Regions from separate parts of the Mus musculus genome. Here regions 2, 3 and 4 are each linked to region 1. Evidence: chromatin loops called from intact Hi-C (ENCODE). Cell type or tissue: heart. All regions are shown on one strand. Links, peaks and the distances in the headings refer to the core of each region. The heading gives the core; the rest is flanking DNA. Region 1 holds the start of Parp8 (poly (ADP-ribose) polymerase family, member 8). Region 2 holds the start of Gm6416 (predicted gene 6416). Region 3 overlaps Parp8 (poly (ADP-ribose) polymerase family, member 8). Region 4 overlaps Parp8 (poly (ADP-ribose) polymerase family, member 8).

Region 1 (7,802 bases), core at 1,528-6,527:
GATGCAGGCGAGTGGTAGGATGCTCGCCCAGCACGGAGATGCTGTGTTCAGTCCCACAGACGACACACAAAAGAAATGGGACCTCTCAGAAGAATGTAATCCAGTCTTTGGATGTGTGCATTTTATATATATATAAAAATATTCTAAGAGCATAAACTAATACATTAACAGAAGTCAGAGGAACTCCTTGGTGTCCTCCTCCTCCTTCTTCTTCTTCCTCTGCATGTCTTGTTCTCTAAATATTTTAACTTATTTTTTTCTGCACCTGTGCACGCACACCTGCTCAGGTACAAGCCAGGAGATGCTGGAAGGACACTTTCAGGGGACAGGTGGGTGCAGGGACTGAAGTCAAGTCAAGTCAAGTCATCAGGCTTGGTGACAGGTGCCTTTACCAGCTTCACCACTTCACCAGCCCATTCGAAACTTCTAACAACCGGAAGTTCTTACGGAAGTTCTTACATATGTTTTATTTGTCACAATCTTTCCATGGTTAAAAGTTCAGGGAATTCCCAGAGCAATCTGCAGTCAGGCAATCACTCCTGACTGCACTCCATTCTGCCCTGAACTTTAATAACCTCTGGCCCCAAAGACTTAGTCAGCTTTCCTATCCCCGTTATCTGGTGCCTGCACATTTTATCCCTTCTGTTTCTTCTGGCACTAACTCTATGTCTGACCACAGGCAAGATGCAAAATCGGAGCTCCTGTCCTTTGAGGTTTTAAGGAATGTCCTGTTACTTCGTATAGGAAAAAGAAAATGCCAAAAGATCAGAAGCATGAAAAAGTGTACTAGAAAAAAAAATGATTTTTTTTGCATGAACTCTAAATTGTGGACAGAGGAGATCTGTTCTTAGCAAACGTCTGGAATCAAGCAGCACTGGGATTCAGGGTGGGGATAGGGGCTGTTAAAGGACCACTGCTAGAATGAGAGAGTTAAACAGTATTATGTATTGAACAAATGTTAAGTGGGGGTAGATGCCTGGAAAAGCAATGTTCACAATATTTAACACCCTTTCCCCCAACCAACAGACATTAAACATTACAAGTGTCTGCTCAGCTCTGTGGTCTGCTGTGTCTGTTTATGTGACTCTGTTTGCATCCTCAGGAAGGTCAAACAGCCTACGTACAGGAGGCAGCACATGCCTCAGCACTGTGGCAGAACGGGGACTCACACCTTGGCACTCCTCAGTTAACTGCATAAATGGGACCTTGCCATGCCCATTGAACCGTCTCTGAGCCTCCACACACCCGAAAGTGAGGAGAGGGACCCCACGAACTTTTCCAGCTTTGATCCAAGTATCTCTTCATCCTCACCCCTCAGTTCGGTCCACCAAGGCAGGATGCCCAACACTAACCAGTACTTTGCCCCTATGTATAAGGCCAATGCTCAGGCCGAACCATCAAACCAGCTCTTTGCATTTCCAGTTATCAACAGACACATAAAGTTTACAAAAGCAAACATGAAGGTTCTGAATTCTTTCTTTTAATAGTAATGTGAGTGATCACCTTTTATAATGTTTGGGGCATGTAAGTCATTCTTAGAAAGTGTTAGGTACGATTAAATGGTATGTTAAATTTTATCTACAACTTGAATTGAAAAATATTTCTAATGGTTTAAATGAAATAGCAGCTGAAATCAATTCACCCACTACTCTCTGTAGAAGACTTCCTTCAATGGAGAAGTCTAATTTATTTGCCATGACAACACTAATCCAGTACTATAAGATGATAAGCACAATAAATCGAGACAGAGCTGGTGTAGTTGGTCACGTCTGCAACTCCAACACTCAGGAGGCAAACGCAGGACAAACACCAAGTCCAAAGCCAGAGTGACCTTTACAGTGAATCCCAGGCCAGCCAGGATTACAGTGGGACTGGATCAAAATCAATTTTTAAAATACATAAATAAATCAGAATCCAGCAAAGCTATTTTAATTATAAACACTTGGTCTCTATGTCGGGTTGGGAAGTGGATAATAACTGTGGGTCTCTAATATGGCTAATGAAAGCAATGTATTTCTGAGAAACTCTCTGCCCCACTATACAAATAAAAAATAGATTTCTTATTGTCCTGTATTAAACAACTGTATATTTGTTGTGCTGTAGAACCAGCCTCAGAGAAAACAAGGCAATCACAGAGCTCTACCAATTTTCTTTCCCTATTATACACACAAGCTCCAGATACTTAAATAGGCACAACAGAAAAACATCACCTCATAATAGAATGACATAGCAAAGGAAGTATTTCTCACTTTAAAAGTAGTCATGGTACTTGTTCCTACAGGGAAAACTGATGTTATCTTAATTAGTTAATTATTCATCCCAACACCTTAGACGTGATCCTGGAGACATTCATAACTTCTCCACCTCCAGCTCAGGAATTGCCAATTAAAAAAAAAAATCTTAACTGCAGCATCTAACAGATGTAAGCAACTAAAGTCATTGTGTGCCCCTCCTGGTACAGACACTGAGACCACAACTGTCTTACTAGAAATCAGAGCACCTGGAAGGCTGAGGCAGGAGAACTACTGTGAGTTCTAGGCCAGGCTAGGCTAGAGGAAAGATACACACACACACACACACACACACACACACCTACCTACCTCAAAGAAAAGCCCACTTAGGATATCCCTATCCCCGCAATCCACTAAAGGAAGGGGACAACTGACTCCACCTAACTGCCTGGGAATTATTTCAATTGACACAAAGAATGTTTTAGCCCTTATAGTTATCCAAGAGGACATCCGTCATATGATAATGTCCTTCGGATATTAAGTGTAGCAGCAGTGTTAATTTAATCAAACACCCTCTAATTTAATTTGATCCATAATTACAAAAATGATGGTACTCTCAGAAATTAAGAAATAATGTAATTTATTCTCTCCCCCAAAAGGCAATGAAGCTTAATAATTCACTGATACATTCTCAACTAGTCAATCAACGTGAGGCCAATCCTGGGACTTTATTTGGGTATAGGATAACCATTCTAAAATTTTATTATGAGATAAATGACGCAACATAAACTCTAAGTATTTTAAGGGTACACATTTAAAAAGATATTTACAGACCAGAGCTTCTTTGCCATTTCCATATTCATAAATATTTTCATTAGCTAAGAGATATTTTGGAAGGTGGTCAAGCTATTTTGAATGTGGACTCCTAACAACAGCACTAGGGTGAAGAGTCTCCACAGACTAAGTCAGTAGCCCCAGCTCTTTTAAACCAGTTGTCTCTAAAAGCAATTGGATAAAGAAAACCCAAACCACAAAAATGAAGAAAGCAAGGTGTAGAAACTTTTGATGCAAATTCTTCTTCCTCCGTTCAAAATTGCCTTTGAGCTGCATCAAAGCCCTGACAATTGACTACTAAAATATGCATCTCTTCCCCCAAAGGAAAAGCCATCCACGCCAGCTTCATATAACTCTCCAAAATCTTTTCTACAACTAAATGTGAAAACCAAAATAACCACTCCTTTGCGGAGGAAAAAAGAAAAACGCCTGGGGAACTGGGAAGACCACGTGTTTATGTCAACCTTCAGGAAAATGGAAAAAAGAGACACGTTGGCAAAATAAGCACTGGTGGCGATCAAACTATTTTGTGACATCTTTTTATGTCTTTCACATATTTCACTCCATGCTCAATGTACCAATTTTGCACGGTGTCGCCTGTGTCAAATCCAGAACGCCTAAAGAGCAATCTACTACTGAAGCAGAACACTATGTGGAGTTCTGCTCATCCTCTGTTAGCTTAAGAAGAAAAAAAAAACTTCAAACATATTTATTTTCCCTCTTCTATATAAAATCGGGAGACAACTGGCGAGGAATGCAGCTAGATAGCAGTCCCAAGATTAAACAAACAAGCAAAAAAATACCCAAACACGGAAGACACCAGGAACAAAGGAAACACAAGCGTGTGAACAGGAAATGAAGCAACTCTATACACATAAATACCTTTTGGGGCCGCCAACGTAGGTGAAAGTAAAGGTGGAGTCTGAGTATCTGAAATCTGAAACGGAAAGTCGTGTTATAAGCCACCCCATGTGTTGTTTTTAACCCCAATTCTGTCTTGAACCTACACTTTTGTGTGAGCCTAGGAGGCCCGATGGGGAGGGAAGCAAAGGCTGGAGAGCTAGGGGCCGCCAGCAGGGTGGTGCAGGAGGGGATGCGGAGCACCCCGTGGGGTGCAGCGGGAGGCCGCCCCCCGCAACAAGTGCCGGGTGCCATGGCAACAGCGGGAAATTCCCAGCCAAGCAGCCGGAAGCAGCCCCTGGCAGGCTTCGGGCTGCGAAGCCCGAACTGCCCTCGGCCTTGGATGGGGGGGTGGGAGGACGGGGAGCAAAGATGGACGCAAAGCGACCCCCAGGTTGGGCCTGCGTAGCTCGGGAACCCCGGGAATCCATCCATCCCTTCCCCGGGGCGGTGTCCTGCGCGCTCGCCGAGGAGCGGGTGCAGCGGAGGGGGCGGGAGCTCGGCCCAGCGCTGCCTTCTCCCGGGGCCTCGGCGCCTGGCGGGAGCAGCGCAGCGCAGCGCAGCGCAGCCGGTCCCTTCCCGGCCGCCGCCGCTCGGCCGATGGCGCAAAGCCGCCGGGCTCTAGCCCGCCCCGCTCGGCCACGGCTGCCGAAGCCGGGAGGCAAAGCTCGGATGCTCTGGGCACCGCCAATGGCTGGAACCCAGCGCCCGGCCCCTGCACTCTGATCGCGCGGGTCCTGCCCCAGGAGCCGGAGACTGCCCTGGCCTGGTGGGGTTTTTTGGGGGGGAGGGGGGTGGCTCGTGCCCCCCTCCTCTTTGGGTTTCAGCTCACGCCGCTGCAGCTATTTCCAAATGCACCCGGAATGGGGACTTGCCGCCCCACACTCCCAAGCTACACGCGTCGCGGTCAGAAATCTGGGCAATGGGGGTAGACAGAGGGGAGGCTGACTCCTGGTCCCAGGATCCGAGAGGCAAGAACTCACCTGCAAACAGGCAGTCTTTCTCGGCTCTTGACTTCTGGATCACGACGTCGATATCCTTCTGAATTCTCTCTTGCCTTGAACACATCCCCATTAAATAAATCCCTGGAAAAGAAGCAGCCGCTATTTCCACTCCACCCCACCCCCCTCGCACGCTTCCAGCTTTCGTAAATATTCAGTTAAAAATGAAACCTCTGGCCGAGGCAGGGGCTGAAGGCGAAGTGGTTTCGGAAGTGATCCCGGGTGAGAGAGGAGGAGGAGGTGGAGGAGGAGGAGGAGGAGGAGGTCGGCTTTGCATTCCCAGATGTGACCGCCCAGCTGCTGCTCGCCGCTGCTGGATTCCAATTTCCTCCTGTTCTGACAATGGATGGTGATGACACGGAGTCTCACTTTCTCCCTCCCCCCCCACCCCCGCCCGGACTGACGGCCGTAGGAAAACGAGGGGCCCGAAGGGGGCCGGGGACCGCTGGAGAGCGATCGGCAGCTGTGGAGCGGCAGGCGCCGGAGAGGGGCGAGCCCCGCTCCGACTCACGCGCGCACACCCCTCGCGGCCCGCACGCCGGCCTTCCCACACCCGCGCACACTCGCGCCCGCGGGCGGCGGCCGTGCCCAGGCTGCTGCAGCGCCGCCCGCCAGCCGCAGACCCTCCCGCACCCGCCGCGGGTCACCGGGCCCGGCTGCGCGCCGCTGGGGCTTTAATAGTATCCGCCATCCGCGCAGGCTGGATTTCCCCACCCCCGACTGCCACTCGAGCCGGGAGCTGAGTGACAGTGTAGGTAGTGAAGACTCCCTGGAGCTCCCAGCCTCTCCCGCACCACCACCACCACCCCTCCTCTTTCCACCACTTTTATGAATTCGACTCCACTTTCAGAAGGAATTATGAGTCATATGGAAACCCAAGCCGGAGTGGCTGGGAGGAAGAAAGAGGGGGAAAAGAAAAAAAAATCTTTACGAATTAAAAATAAAGTGAACAAGTCTTTCCTTGTAATCACATCAGGCAAAGGGAGAAAGGCTGGAGATCACTCTAGGAGGACTCTCCCATTTCCTTATTGCCTTCTTTTTTGGTGGTGAGGTGATGGGGGTTCTTTTATTGTTTTGCTTTGCTTTTGCTTCTCAGGGTGGTTTGTTTGTTTGTTTGTTTGTCCCAGGTTTGAGAAGCTCTTTTGAAAATGAAGCCCTTTCTAGACTCCAAAGACTCTTGTTCTTCCTTTCCAGCTCTGTTCATAAGAAATTGGCCTGAGGGGACTCCCTAAGTCAGGGATACCTGGCTTGGGTCTTATTCAAAACCTCAGCCTTCTGTGGGCTGAGGCAAGGGAAAGTTTCTCCAGCCCTAATACCTTGCGCAACAAGGAAAACCATACTGTCCGCTCTCTATTGCCCTGCTTTAAGCTTATGATGGTTGGTCCACCTTTTCTGCCGCAAGGAACCTGAACCCGCTCCACCAAGCTCTTTTCTTTAGCATCGTTTCTGAGAAGTGTCCCCCAGGCAGACCATAGGTATATTGTTTTGCATTCTAAGACCAAGCAGTGTCTGGAATATAGGAGGTGTTATCAATCATGTTGTCCGGAACCTTTTAATCTTCCCGATAGGAATAGTGAGTAGGGGAAGCTTTTCCTGTGCTGGCAAGCCTGAGTCAGTACCCTGGAGCCTAGGGGCTGAACAGACACGCCCAGAAGAGTATTAGAATTTCAAACCCTTTTCAAGGCAGAGACTGACTGCTGGAAACACTCAGGCTGGAGGCTTATGGTATATATCCAGCCTTTTAACATCATCTGTATTCTCACGCTTTTCCTCTTGTAATCCTCAGTTTCCGACAGCCTTTAGTGACGGCAGAAGACAGCATACATCCCACAGCAGTTAGGTGGGGCTTTGCAGGGTTAAAGCTCTCCTTTGAGCCTGGCCTTGGACACAGTGATCCTTAACCTAACTACAGAGACAGGTCACTGTGAGACTGGTCTGAGGCCTGTAGCTGCTCAGATCCATATCCCTTGAAGCTTGAGAGCTCTGGGGATCTCATCCACAGAGCACCCAAGGCCTTCGCTTTCCCTTCGCTGCCTTGCTTGAAGAGACTTCACTAAGGGTTAACGTTGTAATAAAGTGAGCCAAATAATCTGATTATATAGCCAGGAAAGAAAAGCACATGTATGAACCAATCCTGGCAGTTCCTCCCTCATACGGGACCATGTGGGCACCAATCGCAGGCCTGAGGATCACTAGGGAAACTAGTCTCCAGCTGATAGTGGGTGGAGAAGGCTTCAAGGTTATCTAGAGTTTACCAAGGCGTGAGGCAGCAAGAGATCCAGTGCTATTTGAAACACTTGAGTCCGAGGCCGTGAGGTTAGGAGTTAAGAGTTACGCTTCACTTTGGTAGCTGGGTTGCTTCTTCCATCCCAGAGGCAAGGAGCAGTGGTGCTTTGCAGTAAAGCTTCCTAAAGCCTCCAGGAGTATTCGGAATGGCACATGGCTAGGATGCGAGTATTTGGGCTGGCTGCTCGGCTGATAATCCTTTGCTTAAGGCAGCCAGACAGCAAGGCAAGGTATTGCAAGCTTAAGAGTTAAGGTATCAACCTATCCTAGTTCTCTAGGTATCGTTAAAAGGGATGGCAACAAAGCCCCTTGCCCATAACATGTATTGAACAGTGTTGCAACAATGCTTAACTCCTGTAAGTGATGCCTATTAGAGAGGTAGGTTCTTCTACCTCTCCATCTACATTGTTCCTTGCAGCCTTTCTCTATAAGGCACGCCAGTTTCAGACAGCTTCTTTATTAGCCGAGTTCCTACGAGGAATTGAAATGGCTCAGAGTCTTCCTGGGTCCCGTTCTGAGCCTGTGAGTGTTGACAGGAGACTTAGTAAGA
Region 2 (7,802 bases), core at 1,481-6,480, 100 kb after region 1:
GATACACGATACAATTTGTAAAACACATGAAACTCAAGAAGAACGAAGACCAAAGTGTTGACACTTTGCCCCTTCTTAGAATTGGGAACAAAACACCCATGGAAGGAGTTCCAGAGACAAAGTTTGGAGCTGAGACAAAAGGATGGACCATGTAGAGACTGCCATATCCAGGGATCCATCCCGTAATCAGCTCCCAAATGCTGACACCATTGCCTACACTAGCAAGATTTTGCTGAAAGGACCCAGATCTAGCTGTCTTTGTGAGACTATGCCAGGGCCTAGCAAACACAGAAGTGGATGCTCACAATCAGCTATTGGATGGATCATAGGGCCCCCAATGGAGGAGCTAGAGAAAGTACCCAAGGAGCTGGGGGGATCTGCAACCCTATAGGTGGAACAACAATATGAACTAACCAGTACCCCCTGGAGCTCGTGTCTCTAGCTGTATATATATCAGAAGATGGCCTAATCGTCCATCAGTGGAAAGAGAGGCCCATTGGTCTTGCAAACTTTATATGCCTCAGTACAGGGGAACGCCAGGGCCAAGAAGTGGAGTGGGTGCGTCGGGGAGTGGGTGGGGGAGCTTGTGGGGGACTTTTGGGATAGCATTGGAAATGTAAATGAAATAAATACCTAATTTTTAAAAAAGATGTTTTCTTCTGACATCCACAGTGCACTATGGCCTGCAGACACCTGTACTCACAAATACACATCTCACACACACACACACACACACACACACACACACACACACACACATGCTTGTGCACACACTAATAAATAAAAATTTAAAACAATACAAATTTTGTAATTTATAATAACTGATTATAATTGATAACAAAATATATTTTGTGTTTAATTCTTTGCTCCTAAGTGAAAGATTTATTTTCATCAATTTGTATTATATAGAGTACTGGTAGAAATGTATAAGATGAATTTAAATAAATTTGCATCAGTAGTTCTTCAGGTGGCATGGTCATATTCGTGTTTCACTTGATACCCTATTTCATTATCTCATTTTATTTTGTTTTATCGCTTTCCCAATGTGAAGAATTGATAGTCCTAGCACTGTACACAGACATAGACATGTGTTAGGAGAAATCTAGTTGGACAGATTCCTAAATTTTCCAAATGACTCGTGGATGACAGTATTGGGAAGCCGGATTATGATACTTTTTTCACTCCCTAAAACTGACTATAATATTTAACTGCTGTGAAATGAAACCATAAATTATAATCTGAATGGTGAAGGAAGAAAAGCTGTCAAAATACAGGCAAAATTGTTAAAAATGTAAGTGGATGTGTCTGGCTTAGCTCGATTTAGACCTCTTAAGACTTCTTTACTTTTAGAAAAGAAAAAGAGCTTGAATTTTAAAGTCTAAATAGACTGAAAGAAAATAAATTAGACATTACACTAACGAGTGTCTCAGCCACCCACTTCAGCAATGTCTCCGCCATTAGTTATTTTGATTATTCGTCCAAAACTCTTAATTAAATTATATAGAATTTTGAAAGGAAGAAATAAATTTTCCAGGAAGAATAAATTTTATGAGAAGAAAATAAACTGATGGAGGTTAAATAAATACTTTATTAGAAAACTGCAATTAACACTGATAATAAGAAGACATAAAGCAAATTATGAGAACAAAGTGATTTTTCTTCCTGCTAGGCTATAAAAAATGTTTTTTAAGGGCACATTAATACCATTCTCCCTCTTAATGCATGTTTGGGCACCAGCCCAGGTGCCATTTCTAAAAGCAGTAAGCACTTAGCAGGACCTCCTGCAGAACTACATCAGGAGCATCACTAGAGGGGAGCTGTGCATTCCAGGGGAAGCAACTAGAAGCTTGTAACCTCTAGGGCTATGTGTACAGCAGAGCAAGCAGGATGCTGACTACATTGCTCCAGAAAATTCATTTCACATCAAAAAGCCATATTTGCAACCCAAAGGTTTGAATTGAAACAGCAATTAGTTGGGCTGGAGAGATGGCTCAGTGGTTAAGAGCACCGACTGCTCTTCCAGATCAGTTCCTGAGTTCAATTCTCAGCAGTCACATCTGTAATGGGATCCGATGCCCTCTTCTGGTGTGTCTGAAGACAGTGACAGTGTACTCACATACATAATATAATAAATCCTAAAAAAAAAAGAAAAAAAAAAAAGAGCAAATAGTCAAGTTTTCTACTTGACAGTTGATAGACCTCACAAACAAGATGGCAGAGAACACATACTGAAACATCCAATCTTGTGTGCACTTCTCATCTCTTCCCCTGTATGCTGCACTATAGATAGACATCCCCTTTCTGTATATATGAGTCTGTTATCTCTCTGTCATGTTCCTTGTCTTTACTTACCTACTTCTCCATCCAGATTCTTAAAAGAGAGAACAACAAAGCCCAGGGTTTAGATGTGGAGTTGCCTGACACAACGAAGGAATGTATCACATGGTTCCTGGGATTGTCACCTAGAAAGCCACGGGCACATAAAGCCTCAGCACCTGCATGGAGCGGGGACCCAAGTTTTCAAGACCGACATGTTGAGCATGGGACCTGAGGTGAAGACAGAAGATAGTATTCTTGAAAGTGATGAAAAATATTAACAGAAAAGTGAATAATTAACAAAAATAGAGCAATTACAATGCAAGCCTGCTGAACCAGGACTATGCAACAGATAAATCAAAATTACAGACTGGTAGAGTTACTGGGACAAAACTTTCCCAATCTATAATTCTGCTTGGAATAGTTCAATGGACTAGTTAAGAAAGTGATAGATTAGATAGAAGAAAAGTATTAAAATAGCTAAATTTTATTAACAGTCTCTAGCCAGACACATATTTTAGAGCATGATTCCCCAAACAAACAGAAGGTTTATGCTTTGTAAGGATTTTAGACATTCATATAAATTAAGGGTTTGGCTAAAATCTCTAAGCTGACTACGATTCTCAGAGCTCAGCTGCTAAAGCACTTCTGCCTCTCAAGCAGGAGGAACACCTCTAGCATGAGGACCTGAGTGGGCTTTGCTCCTGGAGGCTATGCGAAAACCCCAGGCATGGGAGCCCCTGCTTGTAATCGGAGTGGTAGGATAGTGGAGACAGGAGGATCCCTACAGTTCCCTTCAGTTCAGTCTATCCTGACCAGTGATTGACTCTGTCTCAAAGAAGGTCAGCAGCATCCCTGAGGATGACACTTGGGGCTGTCCTCTAGCCACCAAACACATGCATATGCACCTGTACACATGTATACTCATAAGCTTGTATGCACATACACGTAGAAAGGTTCTATAAGTTTATAATCAAAGAAGGTAAACTAGAAACAAATAACCAAAACTATCTAATCATACCCAGCAATTTTGGAAATAACATATTGCATTGCTAGGTGATACTCTACTAAATAAATTCGGTGGAACTTTAAAAGTATTTGAAAATCATAGACAATAGACAATAAAGGCACTCTGTACCCTGACTGGTAGTTTTCAGTCAATGTTTGGATAGAAATTTTATATCCACTAATTGAAGGATAAGACAGGCAGAGCAACAAAATGTAGCATTCACTTCAAACAGCCACAGATGTTGGAAGACTGCTCATGAGTTCAAGGTTGACCTGAGCTATCTTGTGAGTTCCAGACCTACTTCACTATGGAAGGAGGCTCAAGTTTATAAAAAGCCACTGACATAGTAAACAAAAGAGGAAGAAATTTTAAATGTAAAACTAGAAATGAGTGAAATAGAAAATGCAGGACTAAGTAAAAATTAGAAATGAGAGTCAATAAACTATGGGCTAATTCACTGAAAGGAGAAAATACCCATTCTTGTAAGAATGAAACCTTCAAGAAGAGGGAAAAAAAACAGTAATAGCTTGGGACATTTGATAGATTTTATAAGAGAATGACACATAAATACGGATTGATAAACTTTGAAACCATAAGCGAAATAATTTTCTTTTAAGAAAACCAAACCAGGAAAAAACCATATGCTCACAAATCTCCCTTAGAAGTCCTTCTGCAAAATGTCTGAATGGTAATAGTGCCTGTGAGGGTCAGCCTTCCATGGCAGGGATGGAGGGGTGCAGAAATAAGACCAAGAAAAGTATAAACAAGACAGAGAGCCTCCTCCTGTAGGTCCACACTGGGTATCTGGGTTTCAACCTAGTGCCAACATATGGTGAGGTGTGTGTAACACAATAAAGTATGATCCCACTGCAGCCCAGGGAAACTGAGGCATTCACGAACAAATTCTCATCTCTTATATGTTTATCATGATCATCTCTTAGAGACGGTAGTTTTCCGCACAGGAGCAGTAAGGCCTCACCACTCTTCAGCTGGTGGCCTGCACAGCGCAGATGAGTTAGCGTTAGAGCATTAACAGCCTTCATCATTAGGCAGCAGAGGGAACACAACATTGGGAAGATCCGTCATAAGGTGTGCCCCTTTGGCTTCTCTGTCTCTTGGGGGCCAAGAGTGCCTTTCCTTATTAGTCACTAGATAAACCATCTTAGTGATTTAGAGAATGTGACTCACGAGTAGGGTAAGATTTCTTGGGCTACAAAGAAAAGAAGTGCACGTGATAGGCAGGAATGATGATAAACAAAAAATTGGCAAGAGAAGAGGAAGCACGCTGCATGTTCTCACACCAAAGAAGGATGGCGCTGGCTCAAGCAGAAGGCTTGACCATGTGTGGCAAAACATTCCAATGGAAGGTTCTGGTGACATTTTAGAAAGCTAAATCCTCAGTAAAGTCAAAGGTAGATTTTTTTTTTTTTTTGGAGCAAAGTGCTGAGGTAATTGTGGAGTAATAGAAAGTGGACTGGTTGCAATGGAGACTAGGAAAAAAAGATAAATATGGGAAGACAGCCATAAAAAAAAAAAGAAAAGAAAACCTTCAGAACTGAAAGGTGTTTCAGAATATCAGCCGCTTTCCAGCCACGCTCAGGTACCTGAAATGGAAAGGAGAAGTGTCTTATGACACAGGGCTAGTTAGTAGCTGTGACAGGAATAGATTTTGATAACTCGGCTCTAGGCAAGCGCTATTTTTAAATTTAGAAGTGCCTTCTTCCATGATAAGCAAATGATTGAATTGTCGTTACGTTTAGGATTCTCTTCCCCTTTCGGGCTTGAAGCTTAAGAAAGGAAGTAAGAAATAACTGCCAATCTTTCTTCTCACCTCATAATTAAAAAACAACAACTTGATAACAGGCTAGACATGATATCGGAAATCAAATGATGACTAAAAGATACATGTCTTCTTTTCAATCTTACTGATTGAGAAAATTAAACATGTCCTGACTGCGAAAATTGAAGAGCTTCTCAACAGATAACTGGGCTGAGACTGAGTGTGCTTTATCCCAAGTGACAGCAGGGTTTAAACGTAAGCTGGGGCAGCCTGGGGCTGGGAGACAAGGACCATGTGGACTTGATCTTCCTCTGCTTATGTGTGCAGAAGTTAGACTTGATTCCGAATGTAATTTATGAACTTACTCCATTTAGCCACATCTCTCCTCTTCCTGCAAAGTATATACTTCACAATTAGGACACAATAGAAACTTCCTAGGTGCTTAACTTCGGACAATTTGATTAATTTCTAAGATGCAACTGTACATAACACCTGCATCGTATTTATAATGTTATATAGTCAGGCAAAGTTATTTTTAAAAGGGAAGTCACAGAGTACTATTTGAATGTCTGGAAAATATGCATAGATACGTTACTTGGTTCCATAAATAAATGACATTGCAACCTTTGTCTTTTTTTAATTAAGTATAAATTATGCAACCTTTTTCTGTAGAGATAGTTACATATCTTAAAATGATCCTTGTTCTTAGTTATTCACGAGAGTGAGATTTCCCCCTTCTCATTTTCTTCCTCTTTAATAATTAGAGTTTATTTCATGTTACTGCTGGCTGTGTTATGTGATTGTTGCCTATTTGCACTTGGGCACATTAACTTTTATTGCTATATGTAAATATTTTATTACATATTTTGAGAGTAGAGAACAGAAGAGTAAGTATTTAGCAAATGCTGGCTTAATAGTGTGTGTAAACTGAGGTAAATAATTATGTAATAATTCCCACTTACAGACTATTAACAACAGTACAGTGTTTCAAAAAGAATTATATATGGAATAATACTTTTGAACATATTTCCCCTCCAAATTATTAATTCATGGGTAATTGAGGTTAAATTATTTAAAACTAATATTTGTTCAATCCTCAGTGTGAGCTGGGGTGTAAGGTATGCTGGAGATTTCCCTGGAAAGTAGGTTGGATGTGATCTCTTCTCAAGAGCACCGCTGTGGATGTGACAATAGAGGATAGGCATGGTTTTCATTTAAGTGGTCAGGGACAGTAGCACTGAATAGAGCCACAGTGGAGGCTCTAAATAGAAAGAAAGATGGGCCAGGTGGTGGTGGCGCACGCCTTTAAACCCAGCACTTGGGAGGCAGAGGCAGGCGCATTTCTGAGTTCGAGGCCAGCCTGGTCTACAAAGTGAGTTCCAGGACATCCAGGGCTACACAGAGAAACCCTGTCTTGAAAAAAAAAAAAACAAAAAAACAAAAAAAGAAAAGAAAAAAGAAAAAAGAAAGAAAGATGGAGTCCCACAAGCAATGGAAACTCCAACTAAAAAGAAAGATGGTGTGCCACAAGCTGGCTGAAGCCCTTTGAGGAAGGAGTCAGGGGCAGAAAACGGAGTGACTAATTGTTACTAACAGGTTCTTTCATGAATCTAATTCAAAATTTTGTCCTCTCTGTAAATGGCATTTTGAGTCTGCAGACTGCCAAGGTTCAAGGCGAGTGAGAAGGGGAGCATTTCATTATTAACCCATACCATTTGAAAACAGACCCAAGACTGAAGAGATACTTACGGGAAAAATACACAAATTCCAATAAGAAGCCGATCAAAGTCACTTCTCAGCAGGGAAATGCAAATTAAAACTGGAGGAGATGACAGGCTCACAAACGCGGCTATAATTAGGAAGACTAACAGTATTGCATCGTTTGGATTTGGAATGGTCCCCAAAGGCCTGAGTGCTAAGAAATTGGGCTCCAGAGTGTCACTGGAGGGAGACTGTGCAGACTTCAAGAGGTAGAGTCTTGTGGGAGATCTTCCCAGCAGTTGGAGGATGCCCTTGAAGGGTCTGTGAAGAGCTAGGATTTTTTTTTCCTGTACTCTTTTACAGCATAGCCAAGGAGAGGATGGTTTTGATCTACTGCCTGAAGACATGCTGTGTCACCACCAGAGCCCAAACAACTGGACAGAGCCAGCACCAACCAAAACCTACAAAGCTGTGAGCCAGAATAAAACCTTACTCTGTGTAAGGGAGTTGCTTTCGGTGTGTGTTCCAGTGGTGTGACTCTAATGCAGAGAATGTTGAGTAGGGCTTGAGGCAGCTAGAACTTGCCTATTGCTTCTGGGTGCAATTATTTTAGAAGATAACTTTTGTTAATTTCTTTTTTCTTTTGTTGTTCACAGATCTGGTTTATCCCTTCCCAGAAGACAAACTGCAACCAGATGAAGTGAGTATAATATCATGAATGATTGTCTTCATAAAACGTTCAGCCGAGATGGGGATCACTTGGCCTTCATCTTTTTGTTATCTCCCAGTTCAAACTGCTCACATCTCTTAAGATCCAGTATCCTCTTGATCTGCCGCTGAGCTCTGCACACTGGAGCCTCAGTAAGCGTATTCTTTATAGCTTTAGCCTGCAGGTGGATTCCTCTCTCAACACTGCTCTCACTGGGCGGGCAGAGAACCCCTGGCCTTTGGTATCATGTCACAGTTTGGAGATGGTGTTCGTTATGTTTCTTACAG
Region 3 (7,802 bases), core at 1,487-6,486, 82 kb before region 1:
CTTCTGAGACGTGGACGGAGTAGGATACACTGCAAAGACAGGGAAGAGAGAAAGGTTTAAGTCACTGTGGAAAGAGTCGTGCTTTTACACAACAAAAGCCCACCCCGTGTTGCCCATCTATTTATACAAATACAAGTGTAAGCACACTGCCCACACAGACCAGAAGGCTGATTTAAAGGGGCTACGGGAAACACGCAGACGTGAATTTGAGTGTGAGTAGGTCATCCCAGTCCTTCCTGACACAGTCATTATTCTCCTGATGGCGATCTCCCTCTCCGTATAAACAAGTCTTTTCATTTCAGCAGCACGCGAAAGCTCCTCACAATGAGAAACTATATTTTGGTTCTGCTTTTCCCAAGTTTTCTTTCCATACGAGAGAGCATGTTCTGGAGTTAGTACTGCATTAGAGAATTTAAAGTGTCTGTTGCTGAGGAGAGACCTCAGGACCTTGTACACACTCGACTCTCTGCCACCCAGCTGTGTCCCCAACCCCAGCATTTATTTTTAACACTGCTCCCCAACAAGTGTTTTTTAAAAACAAAGAAACAAAAAAAAAGACATTTGACTTAAAATTAATGTGATGATAGATGCATGTAACTAAGTTATTCTTCTTAATTCACTCTTTCAAATCCATTATAACACACAAAATGCTATCAATTCTGAGGACTACAGACCAGCGTCGGGAGGAAAGAAAGTTAAAATATATGTAAACAATTTCCCAGTCCTTTCTCAGGAACCCTTATGCCTCTACAAATCTGTTTCAGATGATAGACATTTAGATAACCTATTTCTTCGGTTTTCTTTGTCTATACAGAAGACTGCAAATCCTTTGAGATTCAAGCTCCGTATTGAATTATATCAGTCCATGGCCAACTGTTTTAGTGTATGATACCCAGGAGTCAGACAACAGTAGGCATTTAAATGGGTTAGGGGAGTTGTACAGAAAAGATATGCTACTGTTCGTGAAGGGTATTTTGCTGCTCAATTAGTAAGTCAAGAAGCCAATCATGTTAATGTGAAATCACATTTAAGCAGAACAATCAAAGGAGATAACACGGATGACTAACCCACAGAAGCATAATAACAAGTAATGAACACAGAGGAAGAGCCTGGGCAGTATAAAGCCCAATCGTTTACTTCTTAATTTGGAAATAACTACATAGAAGAGCACCTAAACCAAGAAACGGACATTAAAGTGTGTGTTCTTCTGTGTCATTCTGTCATGCATGTGACACATATGTACTACATAATCAGAATCAGGAACTATGCACTTATTGTCATCCCTTCATCTTAATGCCCCAAGCTCCATGCAGGCGTCCAATCAGTTCTTTCACAGTTCTCCAATTCTGTCATCTCCAGTGTGACATGAATGTGTGTGTATGAGTGTGTGTGCTTTCATTTACACAACTGTAAAGTAAGAATGACAGTGAATTATTATCTAAAAAAAAAAAAAAAAAATTACCCAAGATGGAAACAAGGAAAACGCAAATTACCACCCTATTGTAGTAGTAAAACAAGAGCAAGGTTTAGTGGGATATACAGGGAGGAAATGATAAAATGAGACCAAATGGCAGATGCTAAGCCCAGTCAAAACCCCAGCTACTGAAATCACAACCCTGAGTCAAATGCCAAGGAGGTAAAATATCCACGCCACTGGTACCTAAATCTTGGTAGGGAAATAAACACTGTGACCCAATGCAAGCTCACTCTCTCGTGGTTCACTTGCTAACACAGTGGGAATCTACTACGGAGCAATGAAATCCTTGTTGATGAGTCTGCCTCTTCAATGAGGCAGTGCTAGATGACAGAGAGCCCAGGCAACTGGACAATTATACCCAATTCCAATCTGAATCTATTTCCACCACCCCATGGTCACAACCCAAATTACTCGACCTCATTTTTGCTCAAATCAATGTCTAAATGTCAAATGAACCCTTAATCCATTCCTCTGTCTTTGTCCAGGCTGGGAGCCTGTTATAGACTAGCAGGAGCCTTGGTGTTGTTTGGAGACTGACTACCTAGGTAATAGAGAAAAAGTCACTTATACAAAATCAGCTTCAGTGTCAGTTCAGAAAGACTGGAGGTTCCATGTCCACGCTCTCCAGGTCTTCTGATGCTTTGACGGAGGGCCCCACTATTCTGCCAGTTATTCAGCAACAGCTCAGGAACCTTAGCCCAGCTCCAGTTCTTTCCGTTCGTCTTATGCTGTTTTGTGAAGACATGGTCTCGGGCAATTCAAGCTGGCCTCAAGATCACAATGTAACCCAGGGAGACTTTTGGACATTGACCCTTGTACTTGCGCCCATCTCCACAATGCAGGGATTAAGTGTGTATTACCATTATGAGCCTCAAGCACTAAAATTAACAGGAGTTTTGTATGAATGAATGCTCTCTGGAGAATTCGATTTGATTTGCAAAAAAAAAAAAAGAAAAGAAAAAGAATATATTACATTTATCAGAAACTAAAGCTAACACCGACAATTTTACTTTTAAGGGGCTAATGGCCTCGTAATTATAGGGGGTAGTCCCACGTTCATGAGCATGCCTAATTTTTCAAGCATCAAACAGAAAACAAAAGCCTTGCAGGATGATTCATCAGCTCCCAGACCTAAAGCTTGATTTTTGGGTGAATACCAGGAGGAAAATCACCAGGCCTGTAAAATCTTAATCAGTTTCGGTCTGTAGCTTTGCAGAATGCTAAGGGAAACAGTCCACTAAGAGCAGACTTGGATGATTAAGCTCAAGGCTCTAATGGGCAGGGCCAAATGGGGAGGGGGGCAGGGAAAGGTGGGGTGGGGTGAGGCCGAGATCAAAGCTTAAGTAGCTTTCAGAGTAGGGCTGGATTGTGCTGTTCATAGTGAATGCTATACACCCTGCAAGTGCTGTCCTGGCAAACTCAAAATAAAAGATGACAGGAGGAAACCCTGAAGCAATCTCTAGATTCAGGGGGGAAATGCCCTCATAGTCCTGGACGAGGCTGTGTTGTGAATACATTAAAAAGCTTTGTCGGAGAACTTCGGGTCGGTTGACATGTTGTTTGGTATAATCTATATGTGGACCATAGCTTGAGGTGCTTCGGGTCAGAAGTGTAAGCTGGAATCCATTAATCTTTTTCTATTACTTGCGTAAGTCCTCTGATAGTATTTGGCCTGAGGAAAGACTTCGTTCTGCAGCACAGGCAGAGGGCCATCCGAAAGGAGCCATCCGATGTTCCGCCACTGACACCTCACCTTACACTTGGGTTTTAGTCCTATGACTGGAACCATTCCCAGGGTCATTCTTGCATTTAAATTCATCATTTGCACCTTATTTCCTTTTCCTTCTGAACCCTCTCATGGAGAGGCCAAAGATACAAACTTACTCCTCATTCCAATGTTCTCAACTTTAAGAAAACTATTTAATTTTCGTAGGAAGATGACAGAGTTGGTGATCAAATTTAAAACAAGACAGGAATACAGGGAAAGACCTTGGCTCAAAATAACAATAATAAACAATAATATTTTTTTTTTAAAAAACCTTAAAAGAATAGCACGGGGTGTGGTGGTTTTAATGAGCGTATTTAAGTTGTGTATGAATACTTGGTATCCAAGTCATGGCACTTTGGGGAGGTGCATTTTGTATGTCCTTGCTAGAGGAAGTTATGCCGCTGGAGGTGGACTTTGTGACCCTCTGTGCTTGCAGCTCAAGATGTGAGCTGTCAGCTAACTGTGACAGACACCATAACTGCCACTTGCTTTTGTGTCTCCTTGCCGTGATGGACTCTCAGTGTTCAGGAACCGTTTAAGCCAGATGAAGCCTTCCTCTTGTAAGCTGCTTTGGTCAGTGTTTTATCACAGCACGGGAAAGGTAGCTAATACAGGAGGTAATGGAAGACAGGTTCTTAAAATAGAGGTGAGAACAGACTGAAAGTAAAGGAATCTTAGGAGACATGTCATGGGTGTTGAATGCAATACCTGTATTTTATAATAAACCCCCTAACACTACGGGGCCATCTGCAAAGCAAAATTCCTAGGTCCTGAACTCTCCTTTTTTTTTCCTCCACAAGACCCCAGGTTTAACCCAACAAGGATTGTCCTGTGTGCTACCTCTTTTGCCTCTGCCCTGAAATCTGAAGCACATTTTCTAATAACAGAGGCTCGAGAGCTCTCAGCTTTCATGGTTATATCAGATTTCTAGAATTCACACGAGGAAAAGCAAAATGCAGAAACCAATGCAGATCCCAAACTATTTTGCTCACCTGGACATGAGACGCTGAAAACACCAGCAGAAGCCACCTCGCTGCTGCCATGCAGCATGGGGCTTCTGCCTCCATGGTGCTGCCGAGGGAAATGGACCTATCCTTGGATCCCACCCCAGGCTCACCCCAAGTGCTTTAGGGACTATTCGGAGCACGGTTTGCTTGTTTGATCCCGTTCAAGACCGACAACATTCACCGTTTCGCTCATTATCATGTTTCATTTCCCAAGGAAGCATTTGCCAATGACAACAGGCCAGTGTTCTCCTATTCTTCCCCAGTCACTAGCTGTGATCGCTGTGTAACACCACAATTAGGAGATTCTAGTGCACTTTCCTACTTCATCAGTACTCTTACATCACCCCCGTCAATACGATATCACAACTGTGTTAAGCTACATAGAGACCCAAGGCCTCGTTCACCTCACCCTCCTCTTCAGACCCTAGATCTGGACCTGAGGGTAGAACTGCATCTCCTGTACAAAGTCAAACCTTCCTGTTCTACTCTTCAGCTCTGACTCCTCCAAACTTTAGAAAACGTTTTCACCCCTTTGGTTTTCCCTGGGCTGCCTCCAGGGTTCAGTCCACCCTCTGCCTGGCTCTAGATAACTGCTCATTACAGCACCCTCAGCTCTTTCGCTGTGAAGTTCCAACCTTGCCTCAAAAGCTCCAAATGGTAGATTGAGTTGTGCTTGGCAGTGTCCCCTAGACGCCTGACAGCTGTCACAGGGACAGTGACACTAAGGTTTGTGAGCACACATAGACACACAAGGCCCTCAACATCAGTTAGTAAAGGCTTGACCCAGTGAACCTTAGACCTTACATCTCACACATGCCTATAGTTTACTCTTTTCATTTATAAATCCTGACAAATTTCTAAAACCTCATCATTTGCCCTCTAGCTGTCAAATCATTTTATTTCATATTAATGTAAAGGGGGCTGCCATTTGGCTGCTCCCTTAGGCGTTTAAACTATTTCTCCCGCTAAAGACTGACATACAGACTTACAGTACCTGCACCCACACAGAAAGAGACGAACATCTCTCATTTCCATCAAGCCTAACCTACCAATATGCTACAAAGATCCCATAAACCCACAGTCCACTTGAGATTTTTTGTTTTATTAGTCTCACAATTCTATAATTTATAATATCAATGTTTTTATAGAAGTGGGGAAAAAAATCTAACTACACAGATATTAAGAAAAAAAACCTACTTAGAATAAACAAATGAGGGATGACGAGAGAGATAACTAAGCAGGTAAAGGCACAGGCCACCAGACAATACAAGCTTGACAAACTGAGTTTGATCCCCAGAACCAACATGGATGAGGGAGGAGAGAAGCTGTCATGAGAGCGAATTCCATACTCACACTGTGGTACACATACTTACATGTACACTAATGATGCAATTCTAAAGAGCCAACTCTCCCAAGTATTGTATTGTGCATGCATGATTTTGACCTTAGGCCAACTTAAAAGGCAGTAGGATAGAAGGCTTTGTTTTCAAGGCAAGGTCTTACATAGCCCAGGCCTTGAACTCCATGTATACCTAAGGATAGCCTTGAACTTGTGATCTTACTTCCAACTCTGTGTGCTGAGATGGCATACATGTGCCCACATTCAGTTTTATGTGGTGCCAAAGACTGGACTCAGGCTTGGGACATGCCATGCCAGGCAAGCATTCTGCCAGCTGAATTACATCCTTACCCTAAGAATATTTTCAAATCTGGAATCCCAGTACGTGGGAGGTAGAGGCAAGACCTGTGGTTCAAAGCATCCTCAGCAAGAGGAGAAAGTAGACGTTTGTAAAACAAGAAGTTATTTTCCGATGCTGTAAAAGAAACACGTTTGGTACCATGAGGCGTGTTTCCATAATAAATATATATGTACTACAGATATACACCTACAGAGATACTGCTTGAGAAGAACGGCTCCCCTCCCTTCTCTCCGGGGGACTCTGAATGAAAGAGCCTTCCCGCACATCTGAATTACTTCCGTCAGTACAACTACAGCATGTAGTGAGACAAGGCGCTAGGGCTGTTCCCACACTTCATTTACACTACAGACATGCTGGTGACAGGTATTGCTCCACGGCCGTGGTGGCTGCAGGGACATCACTGACTCCTCTTCTCCCCCCAGAAAAAGCAGGATCCTTGACTTCATCATAGGCAGTCTACATAGTAGATATTAATTGTGCTGGAAGTCTCCACACTCAGCTGGGGAGAGGCTTTAATCAGGATCCTAAATGAAGGGCTTTCCCCCTCCCATGTCCTGGTAATTTTCCTCTTTTCTAGTCTGCCTCACAGATTAACGTTTCAATTTGTATCATAACTGAGATATCTCTGTCTGTCTCTCCCTCCCCCCTCTCCCTGCCTGCGCACGCGCACACACGCACGTGCACACGGACACACCAGATTGTATAGATCTGAATCCTGAATTGACATTCTGCCACAGTGAGCTGTGCTGTGTGATCACCAGTAAGTAGTCTTCCACTTCAACTGTTATGAGAACGTATGAGACAATGCAATGTTTTAAAAGGAGACACACAGGACACACAGATTACACAGGAAGGATTATTGCTACTCTCACAAAGCAGTATTTGCCTAATGTATTTCTCACTCCTCATGCTCCTTTACGACTCAATCCCAGGCCAAGTTCCTCACAAACTTCCCTGACCACCAAGACAAAAGAGTAGATTCCTTCCTTTGGGTAACACTTCTTGACCTCGACACTGAATCTCCTCCAGACCTCAGGGGAAGAACAACTCTATTGATTCTCAAATACTCAGGGCCAAGACATGATGGCATACCACCCAACATGTAATTTTGAAGATGGAAGGATGCACAGATCATAGTTCTCAAAATTCCTGAATGTAATACCATAGCAATTCCCTACCTAAGGGAGTGTTTAAACTTTTATGAAAACGTTGCCTGCCACCGCACGTGGCACATACTCAAAATCACCACAAACACAGTGAGTGTGAGACTTCTCCATCAGTGCCTTCCTGAGCCTCTTGTGATGTGAAGAAGTAGACTGGGCTTTGGATGTCACCATCACGCAATCTCTGAGACTCACATTTTCAAGTCTACAAAATGATGGTAGCAGGCGCCTTGCAGCTCTCCCTAGGGTGTGAGCCAAAACCCAGTGGAACACTAGACAGGAGGACTTAATAAATAAATAAGTTTAAAAAAATGGAAGCACTAGTTATTTTCTGTAGTTTCTATAGCAATTCAACATTAATTAGCAAGTTATGTGTCAGGGGTGTACTACACATTAAAGCTTTTATGTAAACTGCTACCATTTTTAAAACGTAGTAAAAGGAGTATCATTTCTCCTAAACAGAAGCAGGCTGGTGGAAAACCGCCAGTGTCAGATGGAAAAAGGTTTGACTGGGAATTGTTTAAATATCACATATTCCATGCTAGGACTAAGTACGATAAGTTAAACCCACTAGTGACACTGCAGAACAAATGGCTCCTTGTCTCCTGAGCAAATGCATGCACAGACTTTCCTAAGCATCGAAATTATTGAAGAGACATTTTCAACTTAAGAAACACAACCTTGAGC
Region 4 (7,802 bases), core at 1,007-6,006, 72 kb before region 1:
GAACAAGCCAATCAGCAACAGATCCCAAGAGCTGACAATGCCGCCGAAGAAAAAGCACCCGGGTTTGATCCTCAGCACGTGCTATACCTAGATGTGGTAGCACACTCGGGAGGTATGGAAAGAAGGGTCACAAGTTCAAAGTCATGCTGTATTGCATGGTGGCTTGAAGCCAGTCAGGGCTATATAATTCTCTTTCTCAAACAAATGGACAAACCACCACCCCAAACAAGAACAACAAAGTAAGATGGCAGATAAAACTGCTTTCTGTTCAAGCCTGACAACTTACGTTCTATCTCTTGAACCTATGTAAAGACAGGAGAGACCAACATACAAAGTGTCCTCTGTACACACACACACACACACACACACACACACGCTTTAAATTCAAAACATAAAACAAAAGCATATTACACCTCTTTGCTAACAGGGTTCCCAAAGGCTTTTGTTCCGTGCTTCAGGGTGGCTAGTCCAGAGCACAGCTTGGACTTTTAGAAAATGATTATGCAAGAAATAACTCACTCATTCGTCCTGCATGGGAATGAGGAAGTTCTGTATCTGCTAGAGCCTTAGGACACCCACAAGCAAGCTAATCCATGGATACATTGGCTACATGCATGAGTGCACACGGGGGCTGTTGTGTGTGTGGGGGGGGGGGGGGACAGAGACTGTAGAAAAGTTCACAGACAGAGAAAGATCCCTCATCAACTTTCATTCTAAATGTTTAACTCATGAACCATGACTTTCTTTTCATTGTGTTAAGCTAGCAGGAAATATTTTTGTTTGCCAAACTGAAACCATCTGAATTTTACAGACATATTTTTTTAAATATGTCTAATTTTTAGTATCCTAATTTGCATTGAATACTAACTATATTTTCATGCTATGCCTAATGCCTACTGAATCTGACATGTAGAATATAGTAACGAGTTAATTTTTCTTCTAATCATTTTGTACTTTAATGTTTAAGGCATTTTATTAGATATTTTCTTCATTTACATTTCAAATGCTATCCCCAAATCCCCCTATACCCTCCCCGCCTACCCTGCTCCCCAAGCCACCCACTCCTGATTCCTGGCCTTGGCATTCCCCTGTACTGGGGCATATGATCTTCGTAATACCAAGGGCCTCAATTTAGAGTTTCAAGTGATACAATTCCGAACTTTTACAGAAGAACTTCAAAAAAAGTGTAAGTAGATAGATTACAAGGAAAAAAAATGCAGGACCACAAATGTCTGTCTCTCTGAGTCAGTCTTCCAGACCTGTGTGTGTTGAGCTGGTATTAGATAGCCACAGACTCCTCAACACTACTCTTGCTTCCTTCTGGAATGCAGTCTTTGATATCAGGTTAAGACATCAACCCGACGGGGCGAGCTGCAGCTCTCAGTCTCTAGATCAGTTATCAGTAGGTAGGCGGGGAGGGTATCTTACTAAAATCAAGTATGCTTTTACTGTTCACTAAGCTTTGGAAACAATGTTTTATTCTCACAAGACTAAATCGAAAGGTACAATTACACTGACATATTTTGATCATGAAGTTAATTGATGAGCATTCAATTAATGAATACAATTTATTCTTAAGCAAGTGACTATGCAATGCCTCAAATCCATAAACAACCAAGACAGGAAGCTGTGTGGTTCTAGGAAGGGAGAGGCAAGTTCTGACAATACTCTGACTCTGACAACAGTCTGGACGTGCATCTCAGTGGGACACTGGCATGTAGGCTTCTCTTCGTAAGAAGCAGAAAATACACTGTTGATCTCAGAGCCAAGGAAAGGAGGACAACACGGAACAGAATTAACTGGTGCGGGACATCTAGTTGTGGAGATCCCTTTAGATATTGCTGCTGCTTGGGTACTGTTTTCCAAAGTATAGCTGAAAGAGCCTATATAACTTCTTTCAAGCTATTTCTAAGTTCTGTGGACACAGCTTTTACATGCTACTGTGAAACCTTTTGAAACATCTGATTTTTGCTGATCACTTGAGTCACAAACTCCTCATGATGGTTTTTGCTTCTTGTTCAACATTGTGAATTTCATTGGCTCAACCGGGATGAGCTTTCCCATCCTATAAGGATATGTTGACTTTATAATTAATGTTACCTTATACCCTTACCCTTCAATTTGCTTGAAGATAATTTTCAATTAATTGGGAATGAAAAGCAATTATTAAGAAGTAATGACCGAACCTCTTAAAATCATACTTTCAGTTTCTCCCAAGAAAACTGGCCTCGAAACTCCCCTACAGTTTCCCAATCTGAAGAGGAAGGGAACAAGTCAAGAAACCTGGGAAAACATGTGAGCTCTCATAAGATGAATCATGTAGATGCTGGGGGTGAAATGTGGTTGGGGAAATTCCTACTTTTATTTTCTTACCTCAGAGATGTGAATAATAAGGGCTTGTGAAATCCACATGCCAGTATAAAGGAGGCTAAGCTAGGAAGAGCAAGAGTTCAGGGCTAGCCTGGGCTAAGGGGTAAAGTGAGATGCTATCTCCAGAAAGACAGAAAGGAACGGCCAATCTAAGATTTCCTTTGAGAATGTTGAAAAGTTAATTTTATCCTGTTGTTCCACAATTGCAGACATGCATATTCCAGGCCTTGGTTCTCATATTTACTGATTCATTTTGGTTAATATTGGTTGCTTGCTTGCTTGCTTGCTTGCTTGCTTGCTTGCTTGCTTGCGATATGCTAAAAGTAGACTTGCAAGACTAGATGTAGACCAGAATGGCCCTGAGCTCATTAAGACCTGCCTGCTTCTATGCTAGGGTTTTGGTTGGTTTTTTTTTTTATTGCTGTTGTTGTTGTTGTTGTTGATGATGATGATGACACTTGATTTTTAGATGTTTGGAAGAACAGCCTTACTCGATAGCCTGGCTTCCAATGTGCTGGTATCATAGAAATGCACCACCACTCCCTGTCTGAAAAAAATTACTGATTATCACAGGAGAAATAATCTAAGAAAAAACTTTAATTTGAAAATTGACAAAATTCTGTATTTTCCACCTGGAAATCTGGCCATATGCTGTTAAGAAACTGGTAGGGATATGAGGCATTCTTTGGCACTACAAATGCATTTGTGTGCTAGAAAATGCACACCTCGGTAATTGTCTACAGCTACCGTCCTCATGTGAACCATGTAAGCAGCATCTGTAACACAGATCTAGAATCCAAACTAAATAACTCCTTATTCAGATTAACTCGGGTTCAAAACTGAGTAGATCAACCATGGAAACACAGAAGACACTACTTAAAGTACTTTGGTTCTTTTTTAAACCTTTTCTTGTGTGTTTGTGTGTGTGTGTGTGTGTGTGTGTGTGTGCATGGTAAGTGCACAGATGTAAGTGCACAGATGTGTAAGTCTGAGAACACCTTGTGAAAGTTGATTCTCTCCTTCTACTGTGTGGGTTCCAAGGATTGAACACAAGTCTTCAACTTGATAGCAAGCATCTTTCCTGGCTGAATCCTCTCCTTGGCCCACTTCTATGCTTGGAAAAGTAAAAATTATAAAAATGCTCACAGAGTTGATTAAATAATAGTATACCCACAACAAAAACGCTAAAGCCACAAGCTAAGTGAAACTACTCTGAATCAGGTTACAGCCGCATTCCTGTTGAAAATAATATATAAAGCAATGTCCTGTTATACACAGAGGGTGTAAGGTCAAAGCTGTCAGTATGTAAGATACACTCTGCATGAATGTCTACTGCAATGGAGACTAAGGAAAACCTTTGGAGGATGGGATGGTAATTTATTGGTTGTTGCTTTTTTGATCTTTTGTTTCTTTATTGAGCATTTTAAAATATACTTTATTAATAGTTATTAAATATATTCATAGGGAAAAACACCAAATTTAATGCAAAAATTACATTCCACAGTTCACATGAAAGTGTATAACTAATATACTCTGAGAATCTTTATTTCATCCTTCAGGTACTAAATTTTCTTAGGGATTCAGAGCTTCTATTCCACTGACCAAATTGATCCACACAGTGATAATCTGTCTCAACATACCTTTCCTCATCTCAAACCTTCCTGAAACACCATATTGATTGATTGATTGATTGGTTGATTGACTGACTTAACTGTTTTTAAGATTTTTACTTTGTGGTGTGTGTGTGTGTGTGTGTGCGTGTGCATGTGTGTGATGTATGTGCAGGTACTGAAGGTAGCCAAGAGTAACAGGCCTTTTTTGGCCACCTGCTATGATGCTAAAAACTGAACTTGGGTACTATTGAAGAGTAGTGTGTATACAATCTTAACCACAGAACCATCTTGCCAGCCCTCAGAGACCACTACTCACAATAATGCTTATTTCCCTGATGAGATCTAGTTTCTCTGTATAACTTATTGTATTCCAGGTTCTAGACATACATATATCCTAAAAGGTGTTCCAAATATGAAAACATATAGCTCCTTTGCCATGACATTTAATAATTCCTAAATCATGGTAGGAAAAAATATATACTTTATGCTTTGCAGAAAATAAAATAACCTAAACCAAATGATGCTATGCATGTTTACTCTGATTTTCAGTTACTTTTTACTCATAGGAACAGATGAAAAGACAGAGCTTAATTTAGAGCATAGGTGAAATAAATCATGACAACAGAATTTTATTACACTATATAATGTGAAGTGAGGACAAAAGAGCCACATCTTCTGTTTATAAATCTAGCCATCTATAACTCGACATGCCCAAAATCATGAGGAACACTACACTCGGCATTTGTAACATTATAAATGCTTAACAAACGTAAGGCGTAATTCAAAGCCATGATGTTCAATATTTGCAAGCCATACGAATATGCATAAAATAAGTTACAGAACATCCATTGTTCTAACAGGCTCCAACGGGAGCTGAGCAGGAACAGACTGGAATCTAATTACAGCCCTATTTCTGCAGAGAAGCACCCAGTAAGCCATGGAGCACATGAAGACCTTCCTGCAGGTGCGTATTGCTGATGCTTGCATGGAACCTCAGCACGGAAGAGGCTAAAGCAGGAGCTACAATCCATGACCAACCTGGGTTGTGGAGTCAGAGGGGAGGGGAAAGGAGGGGGAGAGAAGGGAGGGGGAGGGGAGGGGGCCCTCATAATTATCACATCATTTTGTCCAAGATGACGTTCTGTCATAACAATCAACCATGGCACGTAGTAATTCTGATGATCCTTGTGACTCTAGAATAATACTAACCTTACTCTGGAATAGATTACTCTGGCAGTTGGTTTTGCATAATTTCAGCATGTTTGTTGTGATCTAAATTTTAAGATGAGCAAAATTACTCCATTGTCTCAGCTTCTTTTTTTACATACTGCACGCTTAGAGTAAACCCATGTGTTGCTAGCCTTGATTTTGGCAGCACAAATTCACTGAAACAGAGAAAGCTCTAAAACCCACAAAAGTCACCCTTTTATTTCCAAAGACAAATCTACCTATAGGTCCAGAAAATTCAATGAAGAAATTTCTCAGAATACAGAATATAAAGAAAGTCTAATGATGTGGATGTTAATGCTCCTTTTACCACAGGATGCCTACCTAACATTTAGTTTATCAGTTATTTTGAGACAGAAAATACACGCTCTCATACTGGAGACAGGATCTGAGAACAAACTATGTAGTTCTAGGGCCATGAAATAGGAAGAGAAAAATCAATTTATGTAACAATAAGTACAGTTCAAACAATAAGTGTGAAATGATGGTGGGGTCTTCAGTAACACACCAATGCCCTGTAATCATGAAGAGACCTCACGACAGAATTTGCTGGCGACAGACCAAAGGGAAGGACAACCATCTCACATCTATACCACCCAAGCCTTCCCTTCTGTTCTCAGCAGGGCCACTGAGCTACAAGTACAACAGAGGGGAAAGATGAATATTCCCCATGAGGCTTCCCCGCCTCGACCCTCTATCCCAAAAAAAGATCCACGAGGAGACAGTTCGACATTCACATGAACCGACAGATAAGAAGATCAACATCTCGGTGAGGTCAAAAATAAATCCTTCTGTGAAAACAGAAGCTGAAGCTAGGCAGTCAAAACCTTTGGATCACTTTCATGATGCTTAGATTAAATATCATTTAAAGTACAGGCTCCATTAAGATACCTATACAGATATCTCCGTAACAAAGCAAATCATGTTCCCCTTCCTCCTTGGCGAAGACTACTGCTTACCATTGAGACTATGGGAAAGTCGGGAAACGTCTATGTGGACAGAGCCGCTAACAGGAGGCTTTGAAAAGGAAAGGGGGCAGGCAGTGTCTGAAAATTCTCCAGACGCTGGCAAAGAAACAGATGGAAGGAAACAGGGGATGAGCGTGGGAGCCACGTCTGCTCGGAATGTAGGGTCTCTGACCCGGTGAGAAAATAAGTAATCATAACTGGATAGGAAAAGAAGCCTCCTATGATCAGAGATGGAACAAGAGAAAAAAATATATTAAATTGTTAACAAGTGATAACACCCATGAACAAACTGCTTTCGTATACATCACACAAATTGTGAACCTGTGAGCCAATAAACTGATGGGCCATTGGGTAAATGATTCAACAGCCATAATTCCTGTCCCTTCTTTGTGAAGTTACGGATGTAACAATAAATACTGCTATCTATTTCTGGGCATCATTTTTCAAGAATTGTGATAATGTTCTTAAAGGCAACCATTCATAGGACAATTTAAGAGCTACTAAAAAGGAACTACTTGATCAAGGATTTTAAAATCTGAAAAGTGTTTTTTGTTGACTTGTTTATTGGTTCGTTGGTTGGCAGTAAAGGTCATAAGAAACCAGCAGTGATACCTTCAAACTTAGGACTTGAGAGGCTGACATAATATTGAATTTGAGGCCAGTGAGGGCTACACAGCAAGTTGGAAGGCAGCCTGCAGTACATGGTGAGATCTTGTATCAAAAGGAAATTCAACAAAATGAAACACATGTGCTGGTGTTAACAATTTGGACTTTCCCTTGCCCGTTAAGAGAGTTGAATTGACAACATATCAGAAGCCAGATTTTCACCCATTTGGAGTCAGGCACCTCTGACCACAGACCAGAAATAAAAAGGCATTGTTTCACGAGAACTATTCAGTCTCAGCTCCTACCGTTCCAACAACAACAAAAGGTAGCTAAGTTCTGCCCAGTCAATATTATTGTCTGTTTGCAATTGTCGTTCAAATGACAACTTACACTGTTAAGTGTCCAAGTCAAGTGATTCAGCCATATACTGAAGGACCTGGTCGGCAGTGCTTTAATTAGGTCTTCATGCAAACATCAGGCTTTCATCTATTATTTCTTTTCAGAATTTTTTAAAACCCTCTTTAGTGAATGTGTCCAGAACACAATGTCCATTTATAACTTCAGGGGAAACATGTTTATAAACGTTACAAGTAATGTGCACTGAATTCTGTAAATAAGAATGATAGCTTTGTGTTTCTTCAGTTCCCCCTCACATGGAAAGTAGTCCTCTTCGTAGATTCTCACATCAACCTTTCTTCGGAGCAGTCACTAAATCTCTATTTATTTATTTATTTATTTATTTATTTATTTATTTCTAGAGCCACATTTTATTTCCACTGCTAGCAATGAGCAGGCAGCGCTCTTACTGTGGAAAGTGACTATGATAGAGACCAGCACTGTGCACTGCAGGAATCTCTGCTGTGAAATCTGAGTAGCCAGATGCACTTGGAAAAAAATCAAATTCTCCATATTTTAGAAAGTGCATTTCTAAGTTTCAGTGAGTCACCGGGATTCAAACAAATATGAAGTGCTATAACGCTGGAGGGGTGACGTTGAAATATCAATAATTCAAGGTCAA

What was found. A loop is a pair of places that touch in the nucleus more often than their neighbours do. Peaks named below come from ENCODE experiments on the same cell type or tissue, not always from the same donor. Only the 100,000 strongest peaks of a DNase experiment are listed, where the experiment ranks them.
Region 2: it touches region 1 in a loop (2.9-fold over the local background); 5 of 42 quality-filtered maps call a loop at or near these places.
Region 3: it touches region 1 in a loop (2.2-fold over the local background); 8 of 42 quality-filtered maps call a loop at or near these places.
Region 4: it touches region 1 in a loop (2.0-fold over the local background); 7 of 42 quality-filtered maps call a loop at or near these places.

What each region holds. Positions count from the first base shown.
Region 1 is chr13:117,020,228-117,028,029 of GRCm38, forward strand. It overlaps Parp8 (poly (ADP-ribose) polymerase family, member 8), which reads right to left and starts at 5,304. Exons shown (of 27, transcript NM_001081009.2): 1 at 5,138-5,304; 2 at 4,949-5,050; 3 at 3,948-4,002. The coding sequence starts at 5,039. In heart, for the core only: no CTCF peak of the experiment used is centred there; DNase peaks (open chromatin) are centred at 4,154, 4,804, 5,184 and 5,394; H3K4me3 peaks cover 2,842 bases; H3K27ac peaks cover 2,494 bases.
Region 2 is chr13:117,122,988-117,130,789 of GRCm38, forward strand. Gm6416 (predicted gene 6416) reads left to right here and starts at 7,038. Exons shown (of 4, transcript NR_046023.1): 1 at 7,038-7,075; 2 at 7,170-7,277; 3 at 7,463-7,506. In heart, for the core only: no CTCF peak of the experiment used is centred there; no DNase peak of the experiment used is centred there; H3K4me3 peaks cover 523 bases; H3K27ac peaks cover 1,329 bases.
Region 3 is chr13:116,938,753-116,946,554 of GRCm38, forward strand. Parp8 (poly (ADP-ribose) polymerase family, member 8) reads right to left here. Exons shown (of 27, transcript NM_001081009.2): 4 at 1-29. Among named protein-coding and RNA genes, the nearest start is that of Parp8, 83 kb to the right of the region's middle. In heart, for the core only: no CTCF peak of the experiment used is centred there; no DNase peak of the experiment used is centred there.
Region 4 is chr13:116,949,202-116,957,003 of GRCm38, forward strand. All of the region lies in intron 3 of Parp8 (poly (ADP-ribose) polymerase family, member 8), which reads right to left. Among named protein-coding and RNA genes, the nearest start is that of Parp8, 72 kb to the right of the region's middle. In heart, for the core only: no CTCF peak of the experiment used is centred there; no DNase peak of the experiment used is centred there.